Linked DNA regions of Homo sapiens: region 1 is linked to region 2. Evidence: chromatin loops called from intact Hi-C (ENCODE). Cell type or tissue: ovary. All regions are shown on one strand. Each heading gives the region's core, and the rest is flanking DNA. Links, peaks and the distances in the headings are about the cores only.

Region 1 (8,338 bases), core at 170-8,169, 230 kb after region 2:
TCATCTCAATAGATGCAGAAAAAGCATTGACAAAACTCAACACCTTTTCATGATTAAAAAAACACTAAGCAAACTAAGAATAGAAGGGAACTTCCTCAACCTGAAAAAAGTTGACTACGAAAACCCACAACTAACATCATACTTAATAGCAAAAGACTGTAAGTTATCCTCCTGAGATCAAAAACAAGACATAGGATGTCCACTGTCACCACTTCTACTCAACATTTCACTGGAGATTCTAACTATGGCAATAGTCAATGGAAAGAAATTTTTTAAATTCACATTGGAAAAGACATAAAACTCTCTGTATTCATAGATGACGTTATTCTATAGACAGAAAATTTTAAGGAAGCCACTAAAAAGCAAATAGAGCTAAAAAACAAATTCAGCAAGGTTGCAGGACACAAGATCAATATAGTGAAATTAACTTTATTTCCACACATCAGCAACAAAAAAATCCAAAAAGGAAATTAAGAAAACAAATCTATTTATAATTACATCAGAATGAATAAAACAATTAGAAATAAATTCAGTAAAAGAAGTATAATATTTATATGATAAAAGTTACAAAAGATCATTGAAAGAAATTAAAGATCTAAATAAATGGAATGGCATCCCATGTTACAGGATGGGAAGCTTTAATATTATTAAGATGGCAATATTTCCCAAATTGATCTACAGATTCAATGCAATCTCTACCAAATTCCAGTTGTCTTTTTTGAAGACATTGAAAACTGATCCTAAATTTATATGGAAATATAAGGGCTGCAGAATAACCAAAACAATCTTGAAAAAGAAAAGCAAGTTCAGAGGACTCACGCTTCTCAATTTCAAATGAGCCAAGACAGTGCAGTGCTGGTGTAAGAACAGATACAAAGATAAACAGGATAAAAATAAAGAAGGGAGGAGGGGAGAGGGGAATTGGGAGTGACTGCTAATGAGAACGGGTTTATTTTTGGAGAGTTGAACATCTCTGGAATTAGATAATGGTTGCATAACTTTGTGAAACCATTCACAAAGTTTTCTCCATTCAGCCCAAATTGGAAAAAAACAAATATCAGTGGTTTAAAAAAAAAACCACTGAATTGTACACTTATAAAGGGTAAATTTTATGGTATGTGAATTATGTCTCAGTTCAAAATGAATAAATGAGTTTAATAGGTACATAATTTCAGTTTTACAAGACAAAAAGAGTTCTGTGGATGAATGGTGGTGAAGATACAACAATGGGAATGTGCTTACTGCCACTAAACTGCACGCTTAAAGATAGTTAAGCTTAAAGTAGTTAAGATAGTATATTGCGTGTTATATGTATTTTACCACAATTAAAATAAAGTCATTAAATGACTGAATGATAGAGAAAAATAGTGAATTTAGCAAGGCCAGTGCATACAAAATCAATATGTTTTTTAAATTTTATTTATATATACCAGCAACAAGCCTTTAGAAAATAAAATGTTAAATGACGAGTTAATGGGTGCAGCACACCAACATGGCACATGTATATATATGTAACAAACCTGCACGTTGTGCACATGTACCCTAAAACTTAAAGTATAATTTAAAAAAAAAAAAAAGTTAAGAAAAATACTATTTACAATAGCATCACAAAACAAATCAACCTAGAATTCGATTCAAAATAGATGTGTAAGACCTCAACCCAAAAACTCAAAAATATTGTTGAAATATGTTAAAGACTGAATAAATAAATGGAGAAATATAATATATTCATGATTAGACAATATTGTTAAGATGTTCACTCTCCCTCTATAGATTCAAAATGATCCCAATAAAATCCCCAGATGGTTTTGATTTTTGTGGAAATTGACAGGCAGACTCTAAATTTTTATTGAAATGCAAAGAGTCAAGGCAATTTTGAAGAGAAAGAAGAGCAGAGCTAAAGGATGTATGCTATCAGATAATGAAACTTATTATAAAGGTACAGGAAATAGGACAGTGTGGCATTGGAAAATAAACATAGACAAATAGACCAAACATAAACTATCTATAAACAAATTCGTGCACATATGGATGCTAGATTTAAGACAAAGCTGCCAATACCACCCAATAGGGAGAAGAACGCCTTCTTAGAAAATGACATAGGACAAGATCTTTATGACCAAAAGATTGATAAATTGGACTATGCTAAAATGAATAACTTTCTTTCTTCAAAACATGCCATTAAGGGAATGAGAAGCCATGGAGTGGGAGGTATTTACAAAAGAGAGCTGATAAAGAGCTCACAGTCATGTATATTAAAAGTCCCTACAAATCAGTAAGAAAAAAGACAGACAATATAATAGAAAAATGGGCAAGAGACTTGAATAGGCACTTCACAAACAAGGATAATTTCAAATGGCCCCCAAGAAACCTATGAAAAGATGTTCAACAGCTTTAGTCATCTAAGAAATGCAAAATAAACCCAAAATGAATTACTACTACATGCTCATCAGTATAGTTAAAATTAAAAGAACTGGTATTACCAAGTATTGGCAAAGATGTGAAAAAAAAACCTAGAACTTTCTATGCCGCTGGTGAGTGGGGACAATTGTACATTCACCTTCAAAAATGGTTTAGCAGGATCTGGCAAAGTTGAACATATGCATATCATAGGATCCAATAATCCCAAGTATAGTTCCAAGAGAAATGTGTGCATATATGCACAAAAAGACATATATAAGAAATCTATAGCATCATCACTTGTTATCACCCCAAACTGGAAAAAAAAATGTCTGTTAATAGCAAAAGAAATAAATAAACCATGGTGAAGTTCTACAATGGAATAATATACAGCAATGAAAAAGAGTAAACTACATGCAAGAGCATAAACAAATCTCACAGATGTAATGCTGACCAAAAGAAATCAGACACAGAACACACAGTTTGGTTCCATTGATTCAATTTCAAAACTAGACAAAGATTTCTATGGTGTTAGAAAGCAGAATAGTAGCTGCCTTTGGGGTGAGGGTTTGGGACTGGCTGGAGACACAAGGAGCTGGGGGTCTGGAGTGGTCTTAACATTATGTTTTTTGACCTGGATGGTGTCCGAACAGAAGTTTTCATTTTGGAAGATGTCACTGCACTGTGAACTTATGACTTCTGCTCTTTCATGTGGTATGTTATACTTCAATTAAATAGCTTGAAAAATTAAAGTAGATATATTCGACTCTGATGGCATCTTCAAGCTAAGTCCATCCAAGTAGTGTGGCCCTGGTATCCACTGATGTGCATTCTGGGGTCTAGAGAAACCCACTGATCAGCTCCTCAAAACCCACTGAGATCCATGGGCTTTGGCTCCTCATCCCAAGTCTGCAGCTGCTCAGTGTGCCCCACCGCTACCTGCAAAGACAGGTGAGGGGCTCCATATTGTAATCCTTCTACCCCTTTCCTCTTCTTGGACCCAAAGCACTCTGAATATATGGCCCCTTGCCTCTCAAATTCTGCCCCTTTAATCCTAAAACCACGCATGGTTTTCCCCTAAGCCATGTGAATCCAAAAGCCTGAGAAAGTGTCTCACCTCATGAATAAGGAAAGAAAATCACATAACTTCACCTCCAAAAAAAAAAAAAAAAAAAAGCATCCTACATTTGAATCCCATCTTGGCAACTTGCTAGCTTAAGTGGTAGCCTTGAGTAAATTATTCAACCTCTCTCAGGATGAGGGTTAAAAATAGTATCTGCCTTTCAGATTTATTTCAGAGAAGAGAAAATACATGTAAATACTTAGCACAAAGATTTGTACTTTGCTCGTTAATTTCATTTTTGGAAAAATCAAAAGCAGAAACAAAAAAGCACACCTTTTCTAAAGCCTGGCCTTATCTTGGCTTTTGGTGTTAACTCTTTATAGATAAGGTAGGGAAACCATGCTAGAGCATAAAGCCATGAAAACAGTGGGCAGAAAGGAAATGTAGGCACCACGTAGCCAATCTTCCAGACAAAGCGAGACCCTCTGCGAGTCCACCTCTGGGACCACCTACTTCCATCCTCCTTGTCACAGGAAGCTCACCCCTTCATAGTACAGCCCACCTAGCTTGATTAAGATGTATTAATTCATTCAAGGGCTACTTATAGACTGCGTGGTATATGCCAGGCACTGTGCCAGGTGTTGAAGATGCAAGGAACAAGATGGATGCCAGTCTTGCCCTTTTGGCACTAAGAGCCTAATGGGGTAATGAGCTCTAATTTTTAGGAAGTTCTCTATGTAACAGTGTGTTGAACAAGTAGGACTCATGGTCCAAAGCACCTGTCTTTTTGTCTTCCACTCTTCAGGTCCTCCTTTGACTTTTCTAGCCACTTTTGGGTGATACAAGTCCTCCAGTCAGTCATGAGGGTGTCCAATCTCAGGTAGCTGTCAACTCTCCCAAATCCATTCAACATTACAGCTCTTCACTGCCCCTCTGCTGAGCTCAGACCAGGCCCAGGTGGAAAACCCAACCAGGCTTCTTTCCCTCTTCCTCCCTCGCCCACTGGCTGGCTAATACTGATGCCCCCCACCCGAGACAGGAAAGTTCTTAGGTGCTGGGTACTGTTTTTTGCTGGCTTTGGGCTCCCTGGGTCTGGCAGGTGTTTAGAGTTGACCCTTCCTTTCCATGGGTGCTTCTGTGGTTTCTTTAGGGCTAGCCACTCACCCATCACTGAGTGATTCTCTTGGTACAAGCATCTTGCTGCATGTTTGCCCCTCCAGCCAACCTTCCCAGGGGAGGTGGAGGCTGGGGACCTGTTGTGACTCCACCCAAGGCTTTTTGTGCATATGGCCAGAAACTGGTCTATGCAAAACACTTCAGCATCCTCTGCCCTGACATTCTGGGGCTGTAGGATTCCCCCAACACACCCTCCTCTTTTTCCACTTACCCACTGGCAGCTGGCCAGCCTGACCTGCTTCAGATTTCTCAGATGGGAATCAGACCCCAGTTCACAGCCCTTCTCCCCTCTCAAACTGCAGATGCATAAGTTTCTCTTATAATGGAGAAGAAAGAAAATAGCATTTCTCTCTTGACTTATGGAAGACAAAGATTCATCCCTCCAGCAGCATCCTAAGGTTCAGGGGTGATGGGAGCATTCTGCCCTGGGTACAGGCAGTGAGGAGGTGCAGTGTTGCAGAGAATTTTTAAATCATAGTGAAACCAGCTAAATGCTGGTCTAATTTTTATGATCAACATGCTCTGGCAATACTAAACAGTGTCTGTGACAAAGTACCTCCCCCTGCTGGGACAGACTCTTCCTGCCCCACCCTTTGGTACATCACTGCCCCCACTCTCTCCCCTTTGTGTTGGGGTTGGGGGACTTTGGAGCACACTTATAGTTCTCTCCAAAAGTCCTCTCCACCAATGGTTACACAACCTGGCCTCTTACTACCCTTGAGGTGAGTGGTAGCATTTAAAGTCATTGAGCCAAAATTTTTATATCACCTTTGAAAATGAACATGTTGGACTGGCCGGTGCATGACTTTAACACATGGACACAGGGAGGTGAACATCACACACTGGAGCCTGTCAGGGGGTGGGTGGCTAGGGGAGGGATAGCATTAGGAGAAACACCTAATGTAGATGACAGGTTGATGGGTGCAGCAAACCACCATGGCACATGTATACTTATATAACAAACCTGCACATTCTGCACATGTATCCCAGAATTTAAAGTATAATTTTTTAAAAAATCCAATTTAATAGGTTGTTGCCCTCACAGCAAGCTAGAATATGCCTTCCTATAACTCCTGCTCCCATCCTGGAGATAATTATGTTCTTCAGGGGCAGGAACATACTAAGGATTCAGTGAGTTAAGAGGCAAAGCACCTGACTCAGGAGTGGCCAATAAGTCCTAATCGCAACTCTCCCACCCTGCATCTGGGCGTGTGAAGGACTGATGGAGAAGTGGTGTCTTCCTGACCTCCGCTAGAGACTCATCTAAAGAGTCTCACACATCCACCTGTCTGCCTGCTCTACAAACAGAAGCTCCTTTCATCCTTTCCCACCTGTACAAACATCACTGAGTCTTTTATTTTTAATTTTTTGGTTAAAAAAATTATAAAATCAAGAGTGTTCTTTAAGAAAATTAAAACACATATCTCACAGAGAGCTAATAGCATTTAATAACACTGTTAATCACATTTTGGGGTACCACTGTTGTGTTTATTTATATGCATCTATCTACTTGGACGCACACATCCTCACTAGCATCACACTGTGTACAGAATCCTATATTCTGTCCTTTTCATGTAATTCTGTTCTCTTTGCCTCTTCAGAAAGCCTCCTTCTACCTCTTCAATGCTGATTGATCTCCCCTCACCCTAACTCCTGTGGCATTTGAGATATCCCAAACTTTTTGCACTTAGTTACATTTTCCTGCAACGACATTTCATGGTTTAATGCTTTATCTTTTTTAAATTAATTTTCCTCAAATTTGTATATTTTACTACAAAAGGGATGCGTATTCATGCAACATCCCAAACATTACAGATGTGTATAAAATCAAAAGTGAAAACTACGCCACCCAGCTTGTAATTCCACAGCCTGGAATTACAGCTAACACTGCAGACTACACCCTTTCACATTTTTCTATGCATATACAAACATACGTGGGTATATATGCAAACATATACGTGCATATTTTTTCACAAAAATGGAACATTTCTATGTGTACTATTCTCAAACTTGCTTTTTTAATTCATATCGCTTGGACATATTCTGTATCAGTATATATTGATCTACTTTTTTCTTTTCAATAATTGTATACCATTCTATTATGTACATGCACCATAACTTTCTAAATTTGCTCCCTGTTAGCTGGGCACAGTGGCTCACACCTGTAATCCCAGCACTTTGGGAAGCCAACGCAGGTGAATGGCTTGAGCCCAGGAGTTTGAGACCAGCCTGGGCAACATGGGGAAACCCCATCTCTACAATAAAAAAATTTTAAAAAATTAGCCAGGCATGGTGGCGCACAACTGTAGTCGTCCCAGCTACCTGGGAGGCTGAGGTGGGAGGATCACTTGAATCCAGGAGGTCAAGGCTGCAGTGAGCCATGATTGCCCCACTGCACTCCAGCCTGGGCAACAGAGCAAGACCCTGTCTCAAAAGTAAAATAAAATAAACTTGCTCCCTCTTGATGGGTATTTAAGGACTTTCTGGTCATTTGCTATCACTAACAATGTTTCCATGAACGTCTTTATAGATAAATACTTAAGCATGTTGCAGGATGCTTCTGTAGGATAAATTTCTAGAAGTGCAATTGCTGGGACAGAGAGCATGCACATCTTAAAGAGTGACTGATGCTGCCAAATTTCCCTCTAAGAAGCTTACATCAATTTACACTCCTGTCAATATTGTATGAGGGGACCAGCTTACCCACATACTCACCAACATTGGATGCAATCACTTTAATGTTAGCAACTCTAATTGGTGGTTTTGTTCTGCTGTTTTGTTTTGTTTTTTGAGACGGAGTTTCGTTCTTGTTGCCCAGGCTGGAGTGCAATTACGCAGTCTCAGCTCACTGCAACCTCGGCCTCCTGGGTTCAAGCAATTCTCCTGCCTCAGCCTCCCAAGTAGCTGGGATTACAGGCTCCTGCCACCACACCCAGATAGTTTTTTTTTTTTTTTTGTATTTTTAGTAGAGATGGGGTTTCACCATGTTGGGCAGGCTGGTCTCGAACTCATGATCTCAGGTGATCCACTCGCCTCGGCCTCCCAAAGTGCTGGGAGGATTACAGTCTTGAGCCACTGCACCGGGCCTCTGTTATTAAGTTCAATGATGGGACAGAGACTGCTAGTCCCCCTCTTTAATCCAATTCCCCCTTCCTCCATACCAATATACATTTTAGCTGGGCAAATGTTCACTCAACTAAAGGGACATTCCCTAGACTCTCTTCAAACTGGGTGTGTGGCTGTGTGACTAAGATCTGACCATATACATAGCCAGACATAAGTGTAAGAGGAGTGTGTGATTTCCACGTTGTGCTATAGAAGGGAAGAAGCATTCCTTCCCCTTCCCCTGTGCTAGATAGACTACTAGATGCAGTAGGCCCTGTGCCAGCTAAACTATGGATGCAATGGCTGAAACGTGCAGCCACCATGGAGGATGACATGGAATCTGAATGTTGAGGATGGCAGAGAAGCAAGACATCTCAGATCCTCAACACTACAGAATCACCATACTAGCTCTGGGCCATCTACTCATATTTTCACACAGGAAAGAAAAAATCTTCCTTTAAGCCACTGTATTTTGACCTTTCTTTATTACAGCCCCCAAACTTGTATCCTGACTAATAAAGGTGGGAATTTGAGAAGACATTTTAAAATGCATTTACTTTGGTTTTTTCCCCATCAAGTCCTGCCAGCTTTTTT
Region 2 (8,338 bases), core at 50-8,049:
CATGGTAGGCATCCTGTCCATACTGGCCGGGTGAACGTACAAATGAATGAATTAAAGCATTTGAAAGCTCCATTCATATTCTAAAATTCCAAAATGCACCCTGCTGTCTACTTTACACAGGGATAATTGATGTTACAATCAATATGACTTTTAAATTTAACAAACGAAATTGTTTTATTTATTAATCTACTAGTAAGTGAAAACAATAAGATGTAAGACAACAGGAAGAAAGTTACTCTCCCTGAGAGGACAGAACCTGCAGGTGTTATCCTGGGACTGGCAGAAGCAGCATAGGGTCATCGCTGAGGGGAGTGTGGATAGAGTCAGGCTATCTGGGTTAGGGTCTTGACCCCTCCACTGACCAGCTATGTGACTCTGGGCAAGCAACTTAACCTCTCTGTCTTCCAGTTTTCAAATCTGTAAATTGAGAATAAGAATATCAGCTTCAGATAATTTCATTAACAAGTAAATGGATTACGACACGTGAACTGCTTAGAACAGTGCCTGGCACGTGCTAAGTACTCACTAAATGTCAGTTGTTTTTATTTTCTGGAAGAATGGGAACAAGATGGGTTAAAACCAAGGACTTGGACATACTGTCACTAAATTCACAAACCACTCAGACCAAATCTCCAAGATTTCCTATTACAAAATGAAGTAATTCAAAGGCAGGTGGCTGGATGGGTTATCTACTCCAACTTCCAGACTTACTGCTTTACCTATAGAGGTGATGATGCCTTATCCATCTGAAATTAAGGGCCAGGTCAAACAAACCCTCAAGGTTTCTCCAGGACTGGAGTCTGGGATTTGATTTTATACACCCCACAGTGCCCAGCACAATGACGAACATGCATTTAAAGCTTAGAAAATGTTCACTGTGTTAATTTACAATGAATACCATTTAAAGCTAAAAAAAAAAAAACCCCTGCATATTCTAAAGTATATTATCTAGCATATGTGCTAGCCCCAGAAGAATAAAATGCAGAAGTGAACAGGAGTTGCTTCATGGAACTGAAATTAATTATACACAATTATCTCTGAGATCTTTAAACAGTAAGTGAACAATGAAAATGTAGATTCAGAATTCTCCTGGTAATGAATAAGATGATGAACATGTTTCCACAGAGGGTGGGATCAGGTTGATCTGCTGAAATAACCAGATAGCAGGATAATTTCACTATCTACGTGAAACATTATCCAAGAATCTGTGCGTTACTCGACAATTAAATCAGTTCAAATGTCTTATCAATGATTTCATAGAACAACCTTCAATGAGTTAACAGGAACCCGTAGATAAAAGACAAGAATAGGGCTACGTCAAGAAGCTCAAAATCCTCAGCTGCTGATAATGCAAAACCTTGGCCACATTGATGAGCCCAAGACCACCAGATCTCTTTATACTGAGTCATTTTTTAAAGAAAACTTTTATTTTATATGTTAGTTTTCCTTATAAAAATAAGTTGTATTGAGGTATAATTTATATACAGTAAAATGCAACCATTTCAAGTGAACAGTGGGTTTTGACAAATGTATATACCCAAGTAACCACTACCCTAATCAAGATATAAAAACTTCCATAATGCCAGAAAGTTCCCTCATCCTTGATAAAAGAAAAACTTCAGCCGAATTAAATTTAAAGGAGTTTAATTGAGAAATGAATGACTCGCAAATCAGGCAGCCCCCAGAATCACAGCAGGTTCACAAAGACTCCAATGCAGCCATGTGGTGGAAGAAGATTTACAGACAAAAGAAAGGGAAATGACATAGTACAGAAAACGGAAGTGAGGTACAGAGTGGCGGGATTGGTTACAAGTTGGCATTTGCCTTATTTGAACACAGTTTGAACACTTAGCAGTTTATAAATGGTTGAAGTATGGCCACAGGGATTGGCCAAGACCCAGCTATTGTTACAGGCACATACTCCTAAATCTTGTCTACCTATTAAGCTAGGTTGCAATTCATCCACAAGAACTCAAATATAGAAGTACGGAGTCCTTCTCAGGCCATATGCAGTTTGCTTTAACACACTCTTTCTCGGTTAATCCCTGCTCTTATCTCCCTCTATCCCACCCCAAGGCAACCATAGTTTTGACATTCCCCCTATAGATTAGTTTTGCCTATTCTAGGATTTCATGTAAATGGAATTGTACAATATATATATACTTGTTGATATCTGGCTTCTTTCAGTCTAATGCTTTGAAAATCCATGCATGTTTTTGCATGTGTCGGTAGTTTGTTCCTTTTTATTACTGAATAATATCTATTTGGGTGGACTGCAAGTTGCTTATCCATTCCCCAGTTGATGGGTATTTGGGCTGCTTTTAGTCTTGGACTGTTTTGAATAAAGCTCTTATGAACATCCACGTACAAGTCTTCCACCAACATATGTGTTCACTTCTCTTGAGTAAATACCTAGGAGTAAAATCACTGGGTCATATGCTGTGCATGTTTAACTTTCTAGGAAAATGCCAGATTTATCCTGAATAACAGAAATGATCAACTGATTTACTATTAAAGGACTTACTGGATTTTATAAGGAAAAGAGGAAACGAGACGAAAGAAAATGTAGTGCATCTGAAAGCACATGGGGGCTGCTTTGCTGAAGGGGCTGGCAGGCGGCTTCCCAGGCAGGGTCTGCTCAGGACTGCTCTAGCCAGATGCCTCCCCTGGTGTTTACTTCACCCACAGGAAAATGGCCACCTTCACCCCACCTTCAGTGGACGTGCAGCCCCTTCGGTGCTCCTCTCTTCATCTGCCTTCAGAGGTAGTCCTGATTAACCTGTTGCCAGCAGAATTTTCTAGGAGAGACAGGACTTGGGGGTACCACTAGGCCCCGGGGACATGCACTCAGCTGGCCCAGGCACCGATAACCTAGCATGTCCTTTTAGAATTTGGGGGATCCCGGCACCCACTGTTCTCAGCTTTGGGCCTCAGCTAAGGCCAGGACAAGCATCATTTAATGTCATGTCATATAATTAGTATGGAAACTACAAAAACCTATATGTTTACAAAACAACCACTGATCTACATTATTTCAGAGGTAATGATACTTTTACATGAGATAACTTCCCAAGACACTAAGCTGAAATTAGATAAATTTAGGTTTTCTGTATTCTCGCTGACTTGTGTTTTTCACACTGGCTTTATCTTGGTTTCTGAGGGAGAATCAATTCTCTTTAACTCTCTTCCAGAATACCTCACTACCTTCAGAAAGGAAGAAGGAGGGAAAAAAGGACAGAGGGAAGGAGGAGGATTAGAATTCCTCATATCAGAGAATCCCAGAGCTTTGAAGCTTTAAAGTGAATTCAAGAGTGGGATTCAAGAGACCAAACCATGGGGTCTAGGGGAAATAAGGAACCCCTCTCCCAGAAGGTGGAGAAGCTTCTCAAAGCAACTGGCCCAGGCAGCCTTGTACTTGCTTCATTCTGGGGTCAGGAAGAAGCTGCAGGCCCTCCTTCCCACCCTCGCTTCCCTTCTCCTCCACACTGTCAACTCTGCTCCAGGAAGGGGCAGTATCCCCAGTGTCTGCTGGGCCAGCACAGCCATCTCTCACCCACCTGAGTTCATAATGACTCCTGTGTAGAGCAGACTTCCCTTGGCTTCACTGAAACCATTCCTTCTTGTCTTAGAAAGCAATCAGAAATATAGTTAACTGCCTTAAAGTTCCCTTATCATTGAAATGAACTAGATCACAGAAGTGCCTATTTGCATTTTTTATTCTTATTCACTGGGTTTTTAAAAGGAGCCAAGAGAGGGGAGAGGAAATGCATTTACTTGCTGGGATTTCACTTGGGATGTTCATGTTCGTCTGGAAAGCAAAATAAAGGCATGAAGATTGCCCACTGATTTCCTTTCATTTGGAGAATTCTGCTTGAGTTAGGCTTAGCTGGCTAGCACATAAACCTGTCAAGAGAAAAGTCTTCCTCTTCCTGGGCCTGGTATGTCTACCACCTGGGGCTTCAGAGACAGTATTCTAGGAGATTCACAGTGTCTAAGGTTCGAAATGTGGACTTCAGCAGCAGGGCAGCTGCCAAACGCTTTCCTGCCCTTGCAGAAAGCCACCACCAAACTCACCACCACCTCCCTCACCGTGGCCTCTCTGTTTCAGTATCTGAGCAGCGGGTGAGGAGGACTGGATTCTAGAAGATAAAGAGAGACTCCACGGTACAGAAAGTAAGCCCTCAATAGGATTCTATTAGAAAACAGCTGGAAGGAACTGTGGAGTCACTCAGTCCCATGGCTGATTTTACAGACAATAAGCAAACAAACAAACAGAGGCCCTGAGGGATTTAGTTAGCGGTCTCCAAGTGCCAGTCCCTGAGGAAAGGATTCTCCTCCCCAGCTACCTTTCCCTTCTCCAGTGTGTCCACCTCAGGAAAAGGGCTTGCATCCTCCCAGCTGCTCACACACAACTTGGGCTGGCCTTGGTGCTGGCTCTGTCCTTTCTCCCACCAGATCTGCCTTCCGCCCTCGCCACTTGTCTCTGCCCAGGGCTCACTTGGAAGGACCACATCAATGAACAACCTTGGCAGGTCACAGGGAGGGATGGAGCGGGGGAGAGAACAGCAAATAGGCTTCTGCCCTGCAAGAGAGGGAGAGCCAGAATACCAGCCTGGCTTGGGCTGCTCCCGAAGGTCCTGGCTGCTGCCTGCAATGCAGCGCCTTCCTTCAGGGCTCCAGCACCATCCCCTGTCCTCAGCCTTTAAGGCTCTACTGCTCTCAGCCCCAGCCCTGCCCTTGAGGCTCCCCTGTACCCTGTCTTTGTAGATGGTGCCTGGGAACTGTCCCGCTTGGAGAGTGCTGTTTGCTAGGATACACACTGACTCCCATGGCTCCCCTCCAGCTCCCCATCCATCCTGCTCCTGGCCACGGCCTCTGGCCTGAAGGGCTGCAAAACAGCCTTCCAACTGGGTTCCTGGCTTCCCTTCTGGCCCCTCTTCATCTGCTGTCCCCAGCAGCATACAGAGCTATCCCATGAAATATAAGTCAGACCATGTCATGCCCTGGCTTAAAACCTCTCAATGGTTTCCTCTGGCATCTCCAGTAAAAATCAGAACTCCTTGCTGACTTTTGAGAGCTGCTCTAGACAGGGCTGCTCTCTGCAGCCTCCTCTTGTGCCCCGAGCTTCAGGACACTCCAGCAGCTGTGGGGCCTCCTTTCCCTTACTCATGACCCCAGGCTCTGCCCTGTCTCTGGGCCTCACACATGCTGTCCCTGTGCCTGGCAGGTGCCCCGTCACTGGTACAGGCTGTCCCCACCCCTCTAGGAGAGCCTTGCCTTAGCAGGGTACATGCCCTGCACCTTCTTCTCTCCACGAATTTTTATTCTCTATCCCTGGACTGTGCTCATTTCTTTCCAAACACCTAACAAATTTGTAATTATGTGATTTTTTGTTTACTTTTTAAATGACTCTCTCCCCCACCGGGATGCAAGTTCCACATGGGTACGAACTAGGTCTGTCTTGTTCTCCACCTGACATACAACAGCTACTCTAGTCACATCTACAAAACAGCAACTGGGTTTGGGTTCCTATAAAGTGGACAACTCTCCTTTCTGGGGAAGGATTGCTTCATAATCTGAGATTATGTTCCTTCTACTTTGTTGGGGAGAGTGTTAAGTTTTTTTTTTTTTTCTTTTATGAAAGGATAGTAAGAATAAGGGGTATTCATCAAAAATTTTTAAATGATAACCTGATATAATTCTCCAAAATGTTTTTAAAATTTTTGAGTCTATGATATCCCAGATTAAGCAATGTTTTGGGAGTCACAGTGTTGGGTCCTAGAGAGGCAAAGAGATAGGTGAAGATAGTGACAGAGAAGAGACCGGCTTTGCAGTCAGACTGCAGGGCCTGGGTTCAAGTCCCAACTCTGCTGCTTGGTAGCTGTCAAACTCTGAGCGAGTTGCTTAAACTCTCTGTGCCTTAGTTTCCTCATCTGTAAAATAAAGATAATAATAGAACCTGTTTCAGAGGACTTTATAAGAATTAAGTGAATTAATACTTGTAAAGTTAATAAAACAGTGCCTGGCCTATAGACAATGCTTGACAAACATTACTGCTATCATTATTATCTATTATTATTATTATTGCTATTGTTATTATTACTAAACCCAGGTCTCCTAAATCCCCAACCAGGACTCTTTTCCCTTTAAAATGTTATCTCCCAGCATTGTCTCTTTAAATGTTATCTGGCCACTCTTAAATGTAAGACTGAAATTCAGCACTTGGAAAACTATCCCACTCCAGCCAAGCACATTTTTTGAATAGCTAAACACTAACCCTGATAAAATGTATCCATTTAGGATAGAAATGTTTCTACAATATGTTACATCTTGTCTACTTTCTAACTGGGTTTTTTGAGATGAGTATCATTACAGAAATTATCTGCTGTGCAGCCTGGAAACAGCAAAAGGAAAACTCAGCACGTTCTACAGACGTGGGTTCAAAGCCCTGCTCTGTCCTCCCTCCAAGCCCTAAACCCCTCCTGAGTTTCAGTTTCCTTACTGAAGAAGTGGGAAGGCCATGTGCATTGAGAGGTTACTGTGGTTTTGAGTCCAGTGAATACACACACTGCTAAATCCTAAAACTCTTCTTTCTTTTTTGGTTAATAATATTAAACTCATCCAGGAGAATACCTTAATTTAAGACTCCAGGCAGAATTCTCCTTTCCCCAAGCTCTGCCAACACCCAAACCCCTCCCCAGAAGACAGCCTGGTTCACACAACAGAGGAACAGACCCCTCACGACTCTGCAGGGGGAATTCCTTTCTGGGAGAGAACACATGTCCAATAGGGCCAGTCCCCACTCAGGCTGCTGCTGTCACTCAGCCAGAAGGCAGGACAGGCTTTTGAAGCTGTGATATTTCTGAGTTTGGTTTTGGACAAAAACACCATTCTTCCTCATAGCCTTTCACACCCTGATTCAAGCAATTTTAACTGAATTCTATTTCCCTTCAATAGAAGGCTATTTGAAGATACAAAAACCATATTTGTGAATGAATTCTAGGATTGTATTTGCAGAGTCACTCCTGTTGGATTTCGTGCTCTATACCAAGTGTATTTCTACCTCTGGGCCTCAGAACCATTTCTCACACCCCCCAACAATATCTCATGCCCTCATATCCCAAATATGCAATTACCTATCAGTTGTGAAAGGTAAAAATAAAATTCATATGGGTTTCATAGGTCAATGGTTCATGTTAAAGGAGACCCATATTAAATAATATTATTAAGTAGATATTTATAAGGCTAAGAATAAAAGGTGGGGAAATGGGTGGGATTCATCTTATCTTTCTAATGTTCATTACCTAGAACCTGGAAACCAAATCAATGAATTTTCTGACTACAGACTCAACAAATATCATTTGTTTTTAATGATAATCAGATAATTTAAATCAGATAATCTAAATCAGGTAATTTAGAAATATCTGATTTCTAAACTAGTCCTGGACTACACTTACAAAGAAACAGCACTGCTATAGAGAAAGGATGAAGACATAAATTGGAGACAGGAAACAGGACCAGATTCAGAACACTATTCCTGCATATGAGATTTAAAGAAATATACATACATAATTTTACAACTCCTACAAAGCCTAATTTTATTTGTAAAATATACCAGGGTATCTTAGCAAGTTTCTTTGGAACCACGCAACTAAGAGTGCTTTTTAATTAATTGCACATCTAGCAATCCACAAATACGAATTAAGCACCATGAGTTGGCACTGAGGAGAATTTAGGTCTGTTCTCCCACAGAGCAAGCAATTTGCGAAACTTTGCTCTAAAACACATAAAAACCCTGGCCTTAGCTACCAATTTTAAGGATGTTCTATTCTGCAAGGGTTCATCTTCATTCTCTCCAAAAGGATATGAGGGTCCTGCTGTATTTCAATGGAACCAGACCCCCAAGGCTCAGAAATCAATCATTTCACAAGAAAAAAAGGGTAAGATTATATCTAAACATTTCATTAGCATAAATCTGAATGTGTGATATTTGGTCATTTTGTCTTAGTTTACAACCACCTTTGCAAGTGATAAAATATAGATTGATGGTGGGGAGAGGGTAGGAGAAGAAAACACCACACTCACATCACGGGATCTAAATTCCACCAGCAGGGGTGGGAGCTGAACTGGCCTAACCTGAATGTATGTACAAAAGAATTCCTTCCTTCCTCTCTCCCTCCCTTCCCTCCTCCCTCCTCCTCCCTCTCTTTCTAACTCCCTCCCTTCCTTCCTCTCCTTCCCCCCTCCCTCCCTCTCTTCCTCCCTCCTCCTCCCTCTCTTCCTAACTCCCTACCTTTCTTCCTCCCCTTCCCTCTCTTCTTCCCTCCCTTCCTTCCTC

What was found. Hi-C counts contacts between places; a loop is a spot of excess contacts. Peaks named below come from ENCODE experiments on the same cell type or tissue, not always from the same donor. Only the 100,000 strongest peaks of a DNase experiment are listed, where the experiment ranks them.
Region 1: a loop joins it to region 2, with 31 times the contacts of the local background. A loop is called at or near these places in 1 of 110 quality-filtered maps.

What each region holds. Positions count from the first base shown.
Region 1 is chr1:42,099,978-42,108,315 of GRCh38, forward strand. No RefSeq gene overlaps it. Among named protein-coding and RNA genes, the nearest start is that of GUCA2B, 49 kb to the right of the region's middle. In ovary, for the core only: no CTCF peak of the experiment used is centred there; no DNase peak of the experiment used is centred there.
Region 2 is chr1:41,870,499-41,878,836 of GRCh38, forward strand. All of the region lies in intron 1 of HIVEP3 (HIVEP zinc finger 3), which reads right to left. Among named protein-coding and RNA genes, the nearest start is that of HIVEP3, 44 kb to the right of the region's middle. In ovary, for the core only: no CTCF peak of the experiment used is centred there; a DNase peak (open chromatin) is centred at 4,790; H3K27ac peaks cover 311 bases.